Linked DNA regions of Mus musculus: region 2 is linked to region 1. The links are chromatin loops, found by intact Hi-C in ENCODE. Cell type or tissue: heart. All regions are shown on one strand. Links, peaks and the distances in the headings refer to the core of each region. The heading gives the core; the rest is flanking DNA.

The links. Peaks named below come from ENCODE experiments on the same cell type or tissue, not always from the same donor. Only the 100,000 strongest peaks of a DNase experiment are listed, where the experiment ranks them.
Region 2: a loop joins it to region 1, with 5 times the contacts of the local background. A loop is called at or near these places in 21 of 42 quality-filtered maps.

Annotation. Positions count from the first base shown.
Region 1 is chr2:156,870,565-156,878,891 of GRCm38, forward strand. It overlaps Rab5if (RAB5 interacting factor), which reads left to right. Exons shown (of 4, transcript NM_026124.3): 3 at 1,774-1,903; 4 at 2,479-2,999. The coding sequence ends at 2,520. Sla2 (Src-like-adaptor 2) reads right to left here. Exons shown (of 8, transcript NM_001356495.1): 5 at 8,140-8,243; 6 at 5,258-5,407; 7 at 4,313-4,445; 8 at 3,587-3,973. The coding sequence ends at 3,856. Among named protein-coding and RNA genes, the nearest start is that of Rab5if, 12 kb to the left of the region's middle. In heart, for the core only: a CTCF peak has its summit at 3,271 (motif pointing right); DNase peaks (open chromatin) are centred at 157 and 7,407; H3K27ac peaks cover 199 bases.
Region 2 is chr2:157,091,436-157,099,762 of GRCm38, forward strand. It overlaps Tldc2 (TBC/LysM associated domain containing 2), which reads left to right. Exons shown (of 6, transcript NM_001177439.2): 4 at 196-291; 5 at 3,861-3,934; 6 at 4,911-5,513. The coding sequence ends at 5,046. It overlaps Samhd1 (SAM domain and HD domain, 1), which reads right to left. Exons shown (of 16, transcript NM_018851.4): 16 at 6,099-8,068. The coding sequence ends at 7,964. Among named protein-coding and RNA genes, the nearest start is that of Tldc2, 8.6 kb to the left of the region's middle. In heart, for the core only: a CTCF peak has its summit at 3,800 (motif pointing left); DNase peaks (open chromatin) are centred at 786 and 3,796; H3K27ac peaks cover 1,970 bases.

The sequences.
Region 1 (8,327 bases), core at 1-8,000:
AATTCCAGCAGTCCTTCTTGCCTCAACCTCCCAAGTATTGGATTGCAGGCACGGGTTGACCCATCTCCAGAGCTAGCTTATTATCTAAGCTTTCGAGTATCAGTCTCTAGCTAGAACGAGTAAGTCAGCCTGTCCAAAATAAAGGTCCTTTGGGGGATGGGAGGTGGCCAGATGCCAAGATTTCTGGCAGAAGATGAGGGTGTGGCTACAGTATAATCAAAAGCCTCGTTTCTTTGAAATCCAAGAACAGTTGCACTCAACAAAATGCCTTTGTCTCCTCTTACCTCTTCAGCCACGTGCTCATCTCCAAGACACATTTGCTCCCCACTCCTGTTCCTTCCGTTCATGAGAAAGCCATTATATTACTGTCCACAAGCCAAACGGTGAAGCCTGTACCCCAGTCCTCTCACCTGCAATAGGATACAGTGATCCCACCGATCACCCGTGCACTGAGTGCTTCCTTGCAGCAGTCTGAGCTCCACTCCTTGGAAACAATCTGCATCATCCCACACACACGTGCGCACTCCTCCCATCCTCTCTATCCATTGTGTTCAGTTTCTGATCAGCTCAATACATCCTGGGGTCAGACGGATGGGCTTCATCAATCATCAGTTTCGACTCCATTCCCATTGCTGTTATTAGCCCCTAATAGATGATAAACTGGAGCCAAGGGTATCTGGTTTACCTCGTCACTGAGTAACAAGCTATTCATAAATGGCCTTCTCTTGGGAATTAATGCAGAGAGCAAACAATGTTTTTACTTGCTTTACTAGGCCATAAAGCAATTAAATATGTCTGTCCCCTGACCGTCCTTCAACAGGAGCTGTGTTGAGGCTTATGGCTGGTGTAGGTCTTATTTAGGGTGGCACGACAGCCATGCTGATTTCTTCGAGGAGGCTGAGAGAAATTGTGTGCTTTACATTGGAGAATGAGTGAGTGTGGTGGTGGTGTGCTCCTTTAATCCCAGCACTCAGGAGGCAGAGGCAGGAGACCTCTTGTGAGCTTAAGGTTAGCTGATCTACATAGTGAGACCCTATCTCCAAAAAAAAAAGTGTAGATTGGAGAATTGGGGCAGTGCTAGGAATGGAACTCAAAGTTGAGTGTGTCTAGAGCACTAGACAAGTGTTCTGCCATTGCGTTGAGACCCCTGCCCGGTGCTTTAAATGGTTTTTGTTGTTGTTGTTGCTTTGGTTTGGTTTTTTTTTTGAGACAGGGTTTCTCTGTGTAGCCCTGGCTGTCCTGGAACTCACTTTGTAGACCAGGCTGGCCTCGAACTCAGAAATCCGTATGCCTCTGCCTCCCGAGTGCTGGGATCAAAGGCGTGCGCCACCATGCCCGGCTGCTTTAAATGTTTTATTTCACGCTTGTGACTAAGAGTAGTTGTTCCTTCCTTAAATCTCCAGCTTAGTTGGGTAGGCAGCTCCACTTAAGGTCTAGACATTTGAATTATTTCCTTCACTTCTCCAAACCTAATAACTATCAGAGGCCCCCTGTTGGTGTGTGTGTGTGTGTGTGTATGTCTGTCTGTCTATGAGGAAGCTGAGGCCCCTCTGGATAGACTTACCCAGACACTCATGATGAAGTAAACAGATTGAGCCTGTCTTCCTAAGATTGGAACTTTTGTCTGGGAGTCATCCCCTGCCTGGGCAGGGCAGGGCAGGGTAGGGAGATACCACCCATAGACGAAGAATAAACTGGAACATGGGTGTGAGGGGAGAGCCTGCGGCCTCAGAGCTTACGGTTTGTGTTTGGTGTTGATTCCCCTCACTCCAGATTCTGCCTGATCAATGCAGGAGTTCTGTATCTCTACTTCAGTAACTACCTACAAATCGACGAGGAAGAATATGGGGGCACGTGGGAGCTCACCAAAGAAGGCTTTATGACATCATTTGCCTTGTTCATGGTATGTGTGGCTGGTAGTTCTACAACACCTTCTGTTTATTTAATGAGATGCCAGGTTGCTCAGAGAAAACACTCATTGACTTATTAATTTGAGTTCAGACTGAGGTACATAGAAAGACCTTATCCTCAAAAGAAAGAAAAAAAAGCCAAGAATTTAGATATGTGTATATGAAATATATCCAGGGGAAAGCAGCGGCTCCCACGGCTGTAATCTGAAGTGTAAAGTGTCTGCTATGCATACAGTGAAATGATGATTGTCTGCTCCTGAGCATAGGTGAGCCTTGAAAACATTATGCCAAGTGGAAGACTCTACGGCTACATGGTCCCCTTAGTAAAATACAGAATACACAGGGCCAGAGACAGAAAGTAGGTTAGTGGTTGCCAGTACCTGAAGCTCCGGAGAGAGGTGGCAAGTGACCGTGGGAACAGACTTTTTCTTTGATGTTTTGAGATTAATGATAATTATCCTTTATGAACATCCTAAAGACCTCAGATTTATACATTGCTGCCTTCATGTGGGGGAGGAGCCTGTGTTGATCCAGGTGACGATATGAATATTGCTTGTGTCTCCCGTAGGTCATTTGGATCATCTTTTACACTGCCATCCACTATGACTGATGGCATTTGCTCCCGTGTCTTCTGTCCAGTCCGAAGGACCCTTTTACTACAGCACAGGTACATGCCAATTGGGGCACTCCTGCCGCGTGGAACCGGGAAGACCCACGTCTCCTGAACTTAGAATCAACGTGTTGGACATCAGTATTTTCCGCAAGGGTTGTGAAACTTTTCAAAGAACCATCCGCCTTTGGGGAAGCATTTCTGAATTTGTCCATTGTCAACTGTTTTTCCTTGGATACCATCATGTAACAGCTGTTTGCCGAGTGGAGCTGCTGTTGAATTTGATGCGCCTCTGGATCCGGATGAAACATTGTCTTCCTTGGTTCTCCGTCAGGTGTACAGTTTTTAAACCATCACTGCATCTCAAGTCTTCTGAAAACACCATGTGTGTGGTCCATGGTACAATACAAGCAGCCATCTAATAAGTCTCCATTGTAGGATGTTTTCAGAAACTTGAATAAACAAATCTTTAACTGAAAGTGTGTTGGCATGCCTGGTAAACTAAAGCCTTGCTTACCTACTGACCTTACCCTCTGAACCTAGGAGTAGGGTTTAGCAGAGCCCCTGCTCTCTTCCCTCCTCCCTCTCCTCCCACAGCAGCAGTAGCAGCCAGACTCTTTCTCTTTTGGCTGGAGTTGGTATTGGCATTTCAGAGAGGGTCCACCACCTGATGTCCTGACTCAGTACTGAGATAGGTGACTGGGCTAGATGTGAGATTTAAACGGTGTCATTTTGTGTTTGACCACCAGGTGGCAAAACGGGGGTATGGGGAGGACCTGGCTGTTTGAACACTGAAGTTGGCTGAAAGGACTTGATGGGAGATCATGGGAAGATCTGGATTGTCAGTCTTCCTCGTGCGTGGGAGTTAGGTGGGGTCTACTGCGGTAAAGCCATCCAGTGTTCCTCTTGTCAATGCTTTCTGAGCCATCCTACCATCTGAGATGTGTTTGCATTCTGGAAAAGACTTGTGAGCGTTCCCAATATTTTTTCTCTCCATGGTAGTGATGCTCTCTCTGTCTTTTAGTAGGGCTGAGTAGCTGCTGTACTGGACATTTCTCTCAGGAAGTGACTTATCAGACCTCAGAAGTATTTTATTCTCTGTAGAGGCCAGCCCTGCTTTGAACTGCACTGCACATGGACTAGAAGTAGTAGGTAGGGGTGAGGCCTTAGGAGATACATGACTTATCAGAAAGCCCAGGTGAGGCCCCGAGTGTCTGTGCCCCACCCCAGCCGTCTCTGTTCTCCCAGCCTTGCCTCCTGGAGCTTTGTCAGGGTCAGCGGAGTTGGAGCTCTCGGTGCCACAGTCTTGGTTCCCTTTCTCTTTGTGCTCCAGGGCTAAGCATCATCCAAGGGGTCCTCAGCCAGGCTGATGTAGGAACTGAGGGACTCTCGGAGCCCCTCACTGAGCAGAGATGCCTCCCCACTCGCAGGTGCTTCCAGAAACAGGAGGCTGCTGTGGATGGGGGACAGCGGGTGAAGGAGTCACTTCCCCTGTGCTTGCCACACAGTTCATTGCCTCAGAATAGCACCATGTCACTGACAAACTCAGGCTCCTCATTTCTTACTGATCTTACTCCATCTTACCTCCCTATGCAGGACTGTGATCACCCACCCAGCCTAACCTACATCCTACCTGGCTCCCCTGAGGTCCATGCCTCCCTTTCCCAACTCTGCCTTGTCCTCTACACTGCTTCAGCCTGGCTGCACTCTAGAAGTGTCCCTGAATGTGACAGCCCCATTGTGGGTTGTGAGTCTATTTCTTATTCTGCCTTTATGTTTCAAATATTCTTACCGGTCCAGCTTTTTCCAATTTAGTGATGATGTTGGCACAGTCACAGGTGGAGGTGTATCTTTGCCAGGTAGTGGCCCAAGCTTCTGCAGGACACACGGCTCCCTGAGGGGACAGCAGATGCCATCTGCTAGCTCTGTGGAAGAGATCCAAACCTGTGATATGGTACCTGCCCCAGGAGTTTTCTGTGCTTGGCATATTGAGGGCATGGTTGCCAAAAAGTAATAGGAAGTGAAGTCTCAAGTGATGGGTCTCATAAAGGCAGACAGGTGGTAAAGGTCAACTGGACAAAGTTATGGGGTACTTAATTCTGTGTAAAACTGAGAAGCAAGTAGGGAGAGGTCAGCCTGGGACCCATCGTACCTACTGTATAGAACCACCTTGTAGGAAACCCCAAGTCAACTTTCTCAAGAGGTGTCCCCCTACACACACACACACACACACACATACTTTTTTTCTTTCCTCAAGACAGGTTTTCTCTCTAGCCCTGGCTGTCCTGGAACTCACTCTGTAGGCCAGACTAGCCTGGAACTCAGATCTGCCTGCCTCCACCCGCTGTGTGCTGGGATTAAAGGTGTGCACCACCACTGCCAATAAGGTTTTCCCCTTTGTCTCCTTGACATCAGAAATGCTAGCTAAGGATTGCATTGCACCCAGGAAGAGCACAGTCTGGTTCCTGTGGGAAGAACTCAGCTTCTGTGCACATTAATTTAGAATCACCGTTGCCTGTGAGATTCTGGCCAGGCTCATGGTTGGCCTGTAGTTCTTTGTCATCATGGGATGGAGGCAGCTCCCACTCACATCTTAGCACAAGGGCTGCATAAGGATCGATAGCAGAAGTGCCTCCTCTGTATAGCTCCAGCAGGTCAAGCCTCTAAGGGCACAACTGACTATCTCCTAGGCCCCTCATCCAGTCTGCAGTGGAGGCAAAATGTAAGCCATACATACCAGAGTAATGCTCCACCAAGGCGTGGAGTGAGGGGAAGGTGAGGCGAGGTGAGATGTACAGCCAGCCATTGTCAAGACGCTGTATCCTGTAGTGTCTGATCCGGTCCCAAGATGCAGGGCGGCTGAGTCGGACGGACAGGGAATAGCAGCCTAAGGAGGAAAGGGTCCAGGGTGGGTCCAGGTAGAGACTCAGCCCTGCCGAGGTTGGAAGAAGGAACAAACAATAGCCACAGCCCAGTCTTCAGGGGGATGCTGGGGTCAAAGGCAGGATAAAGACTATTAGTTGTAATAGGATTCTGTGGTCCTCAGGATGGGTGAGCATTAAATATCGGCTGTATGGATAAAGACTCAGGTGGCACAGGGTTGGAATGAGAAAGTAAGTAGATGTCACCATGGCCAGAGAGAAAGTCACTCTGGAAAGTTTGGTGTTAACGGTGCTCTTCTTCATAGATACCATGCTCACAAACAGCCTGTTTGGGCCACTAGTACAGTAAAGTTCAGAGGTTGGTACCTCAGCGGTAAAGTGCTGGCCTAGTGTGCACACTACTATGTGTTAGGAAATCCCCACGACCTCACACAAAGACCAGAGCATCCCAATGACTGATCTGAGAACCAGCACTCTATGTAACATCACACAGGATACTAGAACTCAGTGTCAGTTTAGGGTTTGGGCCCTTGAACCACAGAACAAAAATGCAGACTGTCACTTAGTATCTGAAATAGGTCTGACTCTCCAGGACTCCCGACTCCAGCACACACTGGGGTTTCTTGCTCTACTTCACTACAAACGTGCCCTTGTCCAGTGAGGAGCCTCACTGTTTCAGATTCCAGATCCCAAGACACATTCCTGGTCATTTAAACCGGTGTGCAGGCATCCGTGTTATAAGCTTCTCCAAGGCGATTCCAACGTAACAGCTAAGAACTAGTTCTCAGCGTAAGTTCCCCAGGCCAGCAGTGTGAGCGAGGAGCATGCTCAACCCCAGCCTAGGACCCTGTCAGCAAGCTGGGTGTGCAGTATTCCTGTAGGTAATTCTGTTGCATCCCTGGATAGAAACCCTCAGGTCTATAAGCAATGAACGAAAGTGATCTCTTTACCCAGGCTAGGTACATGTGCCCTTCAGCTTAAGCTATGCTGTGGAAAGGGAGCCGGGAGGAGAGGGCAGGCTCATGCTTGGGAGACAGCCATCCTAAAAGGTCAGCAAGGGAAGGGTTTTTATATGTGTAGGCTAGCCAGCCCGAGGGATCCTCCTGTCCCATGTCCTCAGGACTAAGATTACAAGCATACATCACCATGCCAGGCCTTTCACATCTGTGCTGGGGGTTGAACTCAGGACCACATGCTTGCAAAGCAGCTACTTCTCAGACTGAGGCATCCTCTGGCCCCCTCTGCCTTTAATTATTTTATTTTGTAGGTGAGGGCCTTACTCTGAACTTCCGGCTAAGCCTAGATCTCACTGTCAGTCCAAGTTGGCCTTGAATTCCTGGGTGATCCTCCTGTCTCTCTGTCTGAGTGCTAGAGTTAGCGCACCATCACTGCTAGCCTTCTGTCAAGACAGCGTCTCACACAGAACACATATGCCCTGCAGTCTCTATGTAGCTCAAAGTGACTTTGAATTCTTGGTCCTCTGGGCTCTGTCTCCCAAGTGCTGGGTTTCTGGCATGTACCAACTTGCTCTAACTCGGGGTCTTCTGCTTCTGATGTAAGTGGCCTTCTGATTGACTGAGAAGTAGTTGCTTTGCAAGCATGTGGTCCTGAGTTCAAACCCCAGCACAGATGTATGTGAAAGGCCTGGCATGGTGATGTATGCTTGTAATCTTAGTCCTGAGGACACAGGACAGGAGGATCCCTCGGGCTGGCTAGCTGGCAATAGGGACGCTGGTCCCAACTTTTCTGTGTATCCTTCCAAGTCCTTGAAGATCTTTACGGATTCCTCTTGGCCCCTCCCTTACCTAACTCCATGAATTTCCCTTGTACATGCCCCTTCTTACGTCAGAGGGCAGAATGAACAGCACATAGGGTGGTCACTATACTCTGGCACCAGGCCCGAGGTAGGGTGGGGTGGGTAGCCGAGCACTGAGCACTTCCTGTGGCTTTTCTAGCTCACAGCCGGTAGGTCTGCAGGGTTCCAGTCCCAGTCACCACGGCCACCACCGACGTTTCCTGTTTGCTGCTGCTGCACTGGGGCCAGCTGCGCCATCATCACCCACAGCCAGCCAGTGTGTGTGAGGTTTGCATGAGGGTGAGGGGTTGAGGTTTCTTGGAAATTAGGAGAGGCTGGAGGAAGGTTCATCCAGGAAGCCCCTGAGGGAAGTGCATGCCGCGTAGAAGTGGAGAACAAGGAGTCTGACAGCCCACCTCAATTAGGGCAGACCTGGGAGGTGTACCTGCCCTCCGGAGTGTCTCATCGCCTCTATAGGCTGTTACTAGCAAATTTCATATTATTGACCCTGAGGTCTCTGAGGTGCCTGGCTTGTGATGAACATTTTCCAAAAGATCATATCATGTGCTGTGTTGTGAAAGGGCATCACCACTGCTGGTCTGAGTAAAATCCCGATTGCCAACTATAGACTAAGCTTGGATCCCTGTTGGTGAATTCATACCCACCTTGCTCTATTGTCAAAGGATCCTCAAGGAAACAATGTAGCTCAACTCCAAGCCTAGGTCCCCACTCCAGGAAGTTTCCCCTTGATTGGGCTAGGTAAACTGTCTTTCCTTTGTCCTCATAGGCTGGTGGCTCCACCTCAGGTCCTTTTACAGTACAGGGCCTGGCTGGACTCAAGAAACCCCCACTGACTGTTTGGATAGCGTCAGCCTGTCTTCTGTGACCTCCTGTCCTGAGCCCCACTCTAGAGAGGTGGGGGTGGGAACTGTGTTTACCCACCTCTCCTGGTCTGGCTCTCCCGGATGAGGAAGGCCCCTCCGGGGTTCCCAGGTAACAGGAGTAGTTCCTCGGCTTTCTCCCGGCTCAGGCCCTCGTACAGCCACCTGGAGGAGTGAAGAACAACAGGGTAGGCTTATGGGTCTTCAGAGAACCCTTCCACACCTCTGAGTAACCTTGACGAGATCTGC
Region 2 (8,327 bases), core at 290-8,289, 220 kb after region 1:
AGAGGGTGGCAGGTGGGGTGGGGGAGTCATGGCAACTCAGGGAAGGCAGAAATGTACAACAGAGGGTGGCCCTATCTCCATCTCTGTGCCCAACTCCCCAGGAGTCCTGCAGGCTGAGCATGTACTTCGAAGTCTGGTGAAGGAGGTGGCTGGTGGACTCCGAGCTCCTTTCTTGCCATTTTCTCTGTTTTCCAGATGTTTGGCGCCTTCTCCTCCTCAGCTATCCGACTCAGCAAAGGCTTCTACGGTACTGGAGAGACATTCCTCTTCTCCTTCTCCCCACAGCTAAAGGTGAGGCTCAACCTTCTGTCATGGAGGAAGGCTATGACAGGTCACAGCTATGGGGAGTCCCCATGCTGAGCTGCCTCTTGTCCACTTCTCCACAGGGCAGTGGTAGGCATGGGAGAGCCCTCAGCTCACCATCAAGATCTCCAGAAACCATGAACTTATTAAGGGAGGAAGGCAGGTTACTCTGTATAGGACGGAAAGGGCAAGATGGGATCAAGTGTGGTAGACCTGAGGTGTGGGAGGGGAGGATGCTTACAATGGCATCTTGTAAAGTATGCACATGAAGGCTGGAGGAAGAGAAGGAGCTGCACAGTCCCTGCATGTGAGAAGGGGAGCCCAGAGAGCCCTTGGAGCCAGAAGAGGCTCTCTCTGATCTTTCTGATTCTTTCAGTGGGGTGCAGCTCTTCCTTGGCCAGGCTAGTACCAGAGCAGCCAGTGTTCTCAGACCAGCTCTTGGCAGGCCACAGTCACAGCGAATAATGGATGGGAAAGGGGTAGGCGGGAGTGGAAACACGGAGCGGGCTGCAGAGCTGTAGAGCTTAGGCCGGGCAGAGGGCCAGCAAAGCCAGAGGGATGGAGGGTGAACAAAGGTGGGGTTGGAGAGGAGCGGTCTCCCTGGGGTCAAATTCTTGGAGCAGTGGAAGCAGCTGAGCAATGCGTAGGACAACTGTAGGACAACGGGGAAGGAGCCAGGATGATGGAGGGCCATTCGAAATGAACTGGAGGGGCTCCCTTGCTCTCCTCGATAAGGACAAATGCTGGATGTGACCATGAAGACAGTGGCTGGAAACTGCAAGCGAGGAGGAAAGGCGAGGAGGTGGGTGGATAGAGCCTCAGAGTTCACTAGGGGGCTGGAAAGGAAGGGGTCCCCTTCAGGATAAGCAAAAGAGCTCAGTGGCAGGCACCAGTGACTCCTCAGAGGGCACAAGGGGCTGAAGAGCTGGAACTTATGAAGAAGGGAGACAGGGGGTCCCAGACATCTTCTAGCTATAGATTTTTCCACTGTTGGGTTGTTGGCTGACTGCAGCTGCTGGGTGCTGCCCGATCGACAGAGCGCACACAGCTTTTATGACAGTCACAGCAGCAACTCACAGGAACTTACCACCTCACAGACCAGCTCATTCAGCCGTTGCAAAAATCCCACAGGTGCACGCTGCTATCCTTGCCTCGTCTTACAGATGAGGGAACCGAGGCGCAAAGTGGTTGGGGATACGCCCAACTCAGTCAGTGGTGAAGGGAGAAGTGCAAACCAACCCCGGAGGCTCCACTCAGGCAGGGCGCTCCGGAGGCAGAGGACATGGGGGAGAAGGGTGCACACTTGGGAACCACAAATGTGGATGAATCAGCGTGTGAGGTAGAACGTGTAATTAATTGCTTAGTGTGCCCTTGACAACGAGTTGTTCACAGTCTGTGAAATGGATGGAGAGCTAGTTGTGGGTGCTTTTGTTTGTTATTAGATGTCTCCCCACCAGCACACAGACAGCAGTAAATACATCTGCCACACAGTCATCAAGTCTCCCACCAAGATGGTCAAAGGGGTGTGGACGGCCTTGCTAACAACAGAACATACCTGTTCTCTGCCTCTGTCAGCGGCAAGGAACTTTCCCTTCTTGGGTGAAAGGCAAAGGTGTCCCCAAGGCTGTAGGCTGGTCACCCTTCCTGCAGCTCATACTAAAAGCCCAAAGCTCTAGCATTTTCCTCTTGAACCAACATCGTCTTGTTGGAGCCTCCGGCTGCTTGCTATCATCAGAGCCGGGGATTTGGTTCTCTGATGACTGCCCTTGCTTCCCCTGTGGCTCTTCTCGTGATGTGCATATACCATGACTCTTCTCCAACCTCTTTCTAATATTGGTTATTTGTTTTTCCCTCACTTTGCCCCAGCAATGCCGGCCTAAACTGGAAGGCAAAAACCCAAGCCCACCCTGACCCAGGGCCTCCGCACGTTTTGTTCTGCTCAGCAGCCCTTCCACTGGATCCGTACACACCAGCCTCAGGACTATCCTGCTGTCCCCATCACAGTGACTGCCCTGGCTACCTTGTTTTAAGTGACCATTCCCTCTAAATCCTTATTGCCTCCAAGTGTCACTTCTCTTTCTAGCGTATGTAACATACCATTTCTTAGCCCTTTATCTGCCTTCCCTCTACATGTCTCCGAGGCAGTTGTTTTGTTCATTGTGTTTTACTGTTCTACCCAATGCCTAACTGGGCCTGGTGCATAAGTGCTAAAAAAAAATATTATTACATGAAATCCATTACTTCCAGGGGGTCACGGTCATCCCATACTTTGAAAAACTTGATTCTTGCCTGTGTCTTGGCCCGAGCTCTTTATGAGTTCCCAGTAATTGCACAAGTAACTGCTACTCCAAGTAACACGTGGAACTTTGTCTTAGTTTCTTCCGTAGCAATGTTTATCTTGCTCTTTCCAATCAGAAGGACACGTCCTTGAAGACAGCAGAGGAAGTGCAGAATTGATACAGAAGTCCCGTCTTCTTGTGCTGACTCCTTAGCTTTATCGCACCCCTTCGCACCCCTTCACAGTCTGGCCTTTACCTTTCTATTCTTCCGGGGTTGGGGAAGAGGAGTTGTTCCTTGTGATTGGGACATCGAATTACAGGAAGCAACATACTGGACTTTGGGGCCCTTTAAAAGCAACTTTATTGCCTATTTTGGTTCTTTAGTCTTCGTCCTTTTAATTCATGAGTGTGGCAAGGCACCCAGGGCGTTCTAGAACTACATTGTAGCGGGGCAGACAAGGCGAGCGAGCACTGCTCAAATGGAGCTGTCTCAGAGCTAGTAGATGCCTAGGGAAATCAATCAGGGGCTCTCTGCAATGGCACTCAGGCTGTAGGGTAAGAAATGACCCTTGGGGAGAAAAGCCTGGGTTGGGGAGGTCTGTGGACAGACGGGTCTGAACGTAGGGAGGCCCTAAGGCATGAGCACCTTCAGGTGTTGGTGAAAAGGAAGGCCAGTGTGGCTCAGGTGCAGTACCTAAGGGGAGGAGAGGGCACGGAGGAAAGCAAGGATGGGGGCAGGTGCACGCTGGCTGGAGGACTGAATTCTGTCTCCTTCACAGTGGAGGGGTGCCAGAAGGCTTTAGGTAGAAGACATATAGTGTGATTTAAAGTTGGTGGGCCACGCAGGTCACTATGGAGAGGGTTGTGGGAAGTATATGGCATGAGATCAGGAGGAGGCTGTGACCTAGATAGTGGGACGGAAATTCACAGGGGTTCACGGGGAGTCTTAGGTCAGATAGGGTGGTCTAAAGGCAGTTCCATTCCAGCTCTAGGCCTAGCTGCCTCCCTCTTTCTAGCTTTGAAAGCAGGAAGCTTTGGAGGTTTGATTGTTAGCATTTATTTGGCACTGCCAGGATGCAGGGGATCTGTGGCAGAGGGCATAAGGGGTGAAGACCAAGGAAATGGAAATATTAAGGCCTGGCAGCCCAGTCTTTCCTGGAACTCATTGGGTCCAGAAGCCTCCAGTCCCTACACAACACTGCCACCATGTGGCTTGGAGTCAGCCTGCAACGACAGCACTCAGAGGTGACCCCGCTTTTCCTTTTCCTCTTCACTCAGGTCTTTAAGTGGACAGGGCACAACTCTTTTTTTGTGAAAGGAGACCTGGACTCACTGATGATGGGCAGTGGAAGGTGCGTGTCTCTGTCCCCCACATCCTGGGGTGGCCCATGGCCCTTTCCCAAGGGTAGAATGGGCAAGGTGTGTTCCTCTCAGGCAGACTGCAATGCCCTTTGGCATCAGCACCACGTCTCATGCCTGGATGGCCACACTCAACCAGCCCATCCCCATCACACGCTTAGTGACATCTTAGTGTGACGTGACTGGGAACGAGGAGTCACAAGATGGGGAAGTCCCAGAGTTCCGAGTCCCATGGGACAAGGCTTGATAGAAGATGTGCATCTGGCTAAGAACACAGTCTGTGAGTTTGGGGGCAGGCGTGGGAGTTAGGAAAAAACAAAGGTTGTTCTCACCCTGGGGTGAGCCCTATGTGGAAGCACATTAAGTTATACCCTGAAGGTAAAAATAAAAGCATTCCTCTATCAGCTCAGCTCCACTGAGGGGCAGCAGGACACAGGGCACATCGGCCATCGCTGATTACCCATCCACTTCCTGCTTCCAGCCCAGGTTCTCTTTCAAATGTGATGAGAATGTTCTAAAACAGGGTTGAGGTGATAGCTGGACCACTGTGTAAGTTATTAAAACCAATGGCTTGTTTAAAAAAATGCCCTGTACGCTAGAGAGCACATGAGGAGGCCCCAAATCCTGATGAGCTGGAAGGGATGAGAACAGCCATGATGGAGGGACAGTGGTCGTGTGGTGATGGCAGCCAGTCACAGAGGCCTAGCACATGGCACAACCGTGCCGAGATTCCCCGTGTGTGCGTGCATGCACACGCATATGGAGAACTGAGGCTGACACTAGATGTCCTCCACAGTCCATCTCCACCATATCATTGAAGCGGCCTAGGCCCCGTGTGCTGCCCTCCCTGTGCTAGGGTTTTTATGTTATCTGGCTTTTTATGTTGGTGCTGGGGGCAGGTCCTCGTGCCCGAGTAACAGACATTGTACCTACAGAGCTGTCTCCAGAGCTCGTTCCCTCTCTCTTCAGTGGCCAGTTTGGGCTGTGGCTGGACGGAGACCTGTACCATGGCGGAAGCTACCCCTGTGCGACCTTCAACAATGAAGTGCTGGCCCGCAGGGAGCAGTTCTGCATCAAGGAGCTGGAGGCCTGGGTTCTGAGCTGACGCCTCCCGGGCCTCCTCACACAGGGCAGCCATTCTGCCCAACTCAGGATGGGGAAGAACCCTCATGTGGACTGTGGCTCTCAGCCAGCCTCCTTATGGCTTGAAAACCCAAGAACAGGGGCAGCCACTGCTCTTCAGCAGAGCTGATTATAAGGTGTGAAAGACATTGACTGAAGAAGCATACAATTTGTCTTTATGGGATTTGACAATCCCTAGAAGATCAAAAAACAAAACAAACAAAGCAAAAATCCTACCCCTCCCCCATAACATATTCATATTAAGTCAAGTCGGGTGTATGCACGGTGTGCACACACATGCACAGGCACGCACGCGCACACACACACACACACACACACACACACACACACACACTCGCACTCGCACTTCTCTTTTGTGTTTGAGAGATTACTTTTACTTTAAGAGCCTGGGTTCCACTTCTAAAACTAATAAAGAGAAGCATCATTCACTCTCTGTTGTCTCTTCTGGAGCCCAAATGGCACCGCTGAAGGCCAGCCACGGGTCAGGCGCTCACACATCTGTCACTTGATCTCACAGGACAGACATAGAGCTACGCTTGGACATTATGTAGATCTGGACGGAGGCTGAACCTCTGTAGACAGAACCCAGGGGGCTTGAGAGGAAAGAGCTTGTTTTCAGGCACGAGAGTCTTTGAGCTTACGCCCCCATACCCTTCCCGTGCATGGTCTGCCTTCTGCTGGAAAGGAGCCGGCTATAGCCTGCTTTTATTTTGGTGAGGAAAACCAAGTACCTGGGACCTTGTCCGTACTACTGTCCTGCAGACCCCACACAATGCTGTGACACCAAGAAGCATCTATGTGGGCCCTACAGAATATATTCCTTCGTACAGGAATCCAAACCGGGCATGCAGGGTATGAGAGTCTGCGATTAAGGAGCTTGCCTCTAGTTTCAGGATAGAAACGCTCATGAAAGCTTTATGGCAGCTGTCCCCTACCCAACTGATGTCACCGTCACTAAACCTGTGGTTCTATTTACAGCAAGCTGACAGTATTCAGTAACTCGAGAGACTAAGCTGTTAAAATCTCCATTTTTAATGCAGTCTCGTAAACGACACAGGTACTCACAAGGAAAACAGCATCAAAGGCAGAAAATGGGTCAGATTTGTTTCCCACATACCATGGTACAAAATTAGGACTACAAAACTCCACAATAAACCATAATGATTTAAAAAATATAGACTGGCAAAAATACAAAAATATTCGCAGAAAACTTTCCACTTCTTAACCTTGAGTCTGGGCACACAAAGGGGAGGGGGACCCCTAGCTGTCTCGTGGATCTACAGAGGCACCGTGGCTAGTGGGGGAGCTAGCACCTCCCGTGTGCATTTATGACCCCATAGTGGCAGACACACCAAATACTCTTCACCCATGAGTGGACAAGACAGAACGTGGCTACCCGGAGGAGAGAGGCAGCACAAGGCTGCTCGCCCGGGAGAGCATCATCACTAAGATGTCGCCTCCAGCTCCTGCCTCTGTCCCCACTGCCTGCATCTCTAGCATTTCTGTTGACCACTGTTGGCTCCAATTGGACTCAATTCCTGGTAAAGCTGTGCAAAGTGGGGGTGAGGGGGGCAGCAGGGAGAACCACAGCGGCTCGGCACTGGTAGGAACAGCAAGCTACAAAGAGAACCTGAGACTCACTGCGCAGTCTGCTAAGCTCACAAAGGCAGTCCAGAATGTTCTAAAACCCGTAAACACACTGCAGCAACAGTGGTGCCGGAGAGAGCAGCCAGAGGGTGGGGTCGGTGGTCAGCTGACCAGTTCAGCTCAGAAGAGATGGGCGAAGACCTGTCCCCAGGCTGGCAGCAGTGAGTCCCCTGGGGCTGGAGGGGTTGCAGGTGCTTTAAAACTCTGATTTTGTCTGGAGTCACGACAGACTCAGGAGTAGCCTGGTATGAGGTGTCCTCTGAACCTAGCCTCTCCTAAAGCAGGGGACAGGGGGAGTTGTACCAGGAAGACAGAGATGGAGCTGAGGTCATCGGTAGAGTACCCGCCTGACACACCTCAGCTCCTCTGAGGAAAGAACTGCTCCCGATGCCCCCCATGCCTGGCACTTAACAGGGATGGAAGTGGTGGGGTGTTGTGGGGGGAGCAGGGTGCCGGGCACCTCTTCAGTGGGCTGGGATTTTGGTTTTTTTTTTAACTACACGGCGCATCACAATTTCCATTCTAGTTTGTACCCTTGTCTCAATTCCTGATTTAAAAACAAAAGGCAATCCTTTGTCCCAAGAGTTCAGGATAGATGGGAGAGTTATCCTGGGAAATAGGTTGCTAAAGGAGAAAGGTTTCAGTCAGTGCTAAAAATACACCAGATAATGCTTCTTACAGCATCTGTCTCAGTCAAGAGACACCACGGCCAAGGCAACTCTTATAAAGGAAAGCGGTTAACTGGGGGTGTGCTTACAGCTTCAGAGGGTTAATCCACCATCATGGCGAGGAACAGGCGCTGTGTGGTAGCTGATGGACAGGAGGGAGGGAGGGAGGGAGGGAGGGAGGGAGGGAGGGAGAGAGAGAGAGAGAGAGAGAGAGAGAGAGAGAGAGTACAAGAGCATGCACATCTTCTGTGACACACTTCCTATAGCAAGGCCACACTGTCTCGATCCTTGTAATCCTTTCAAACAGTTCCACTCCCTGGTGACCAGGCATTGAATTATATGACCTTATGGGACCATTCTTAGTCAAACCACCACAGGCTAGATAGGAAAAATTTGTTAATGTTACCATTTTTCATTTTGAATGAAAACGAGACCCCCCCACCCCAGCACGAGAATACATTCCAGATACTAAATAAAGGTCATTGGTGGGCCCGGATTATATTTCCTAACTTAATTGTGAAGAGGGAAAGAGGTTTTTGAAAAGAACTAACCGCAGATATTCACTTAAAATTTTAGACATGTTTTTACTTTGGATACTTCTTGGAGGCAAGATGAAGTCTTATTATTCCATTTCAGAGGTGTTATGAGTGGAGCTATAATGTCACCATCCTATTAGAGAGAGAGAGAGAGAAAAGAGAGTCAGGACACAAAGAAAAGCCAGTTTCCATCATTGTATCTGGGCTGTGTCTCAGACACACACACCTCTGTCCTGAACATAGATTGCTTCTACATACACTTCCTCTTGAGAAATTCAAAGCTGTACATGTCCTGTGACTATAAACTAGAAAACACCATAGTCCTAAGCAGACAGAGGTCTCATGGGAAACTGGCTGAGTCACAGGACACAGCTGCCCAGAGCTGCCTGAGT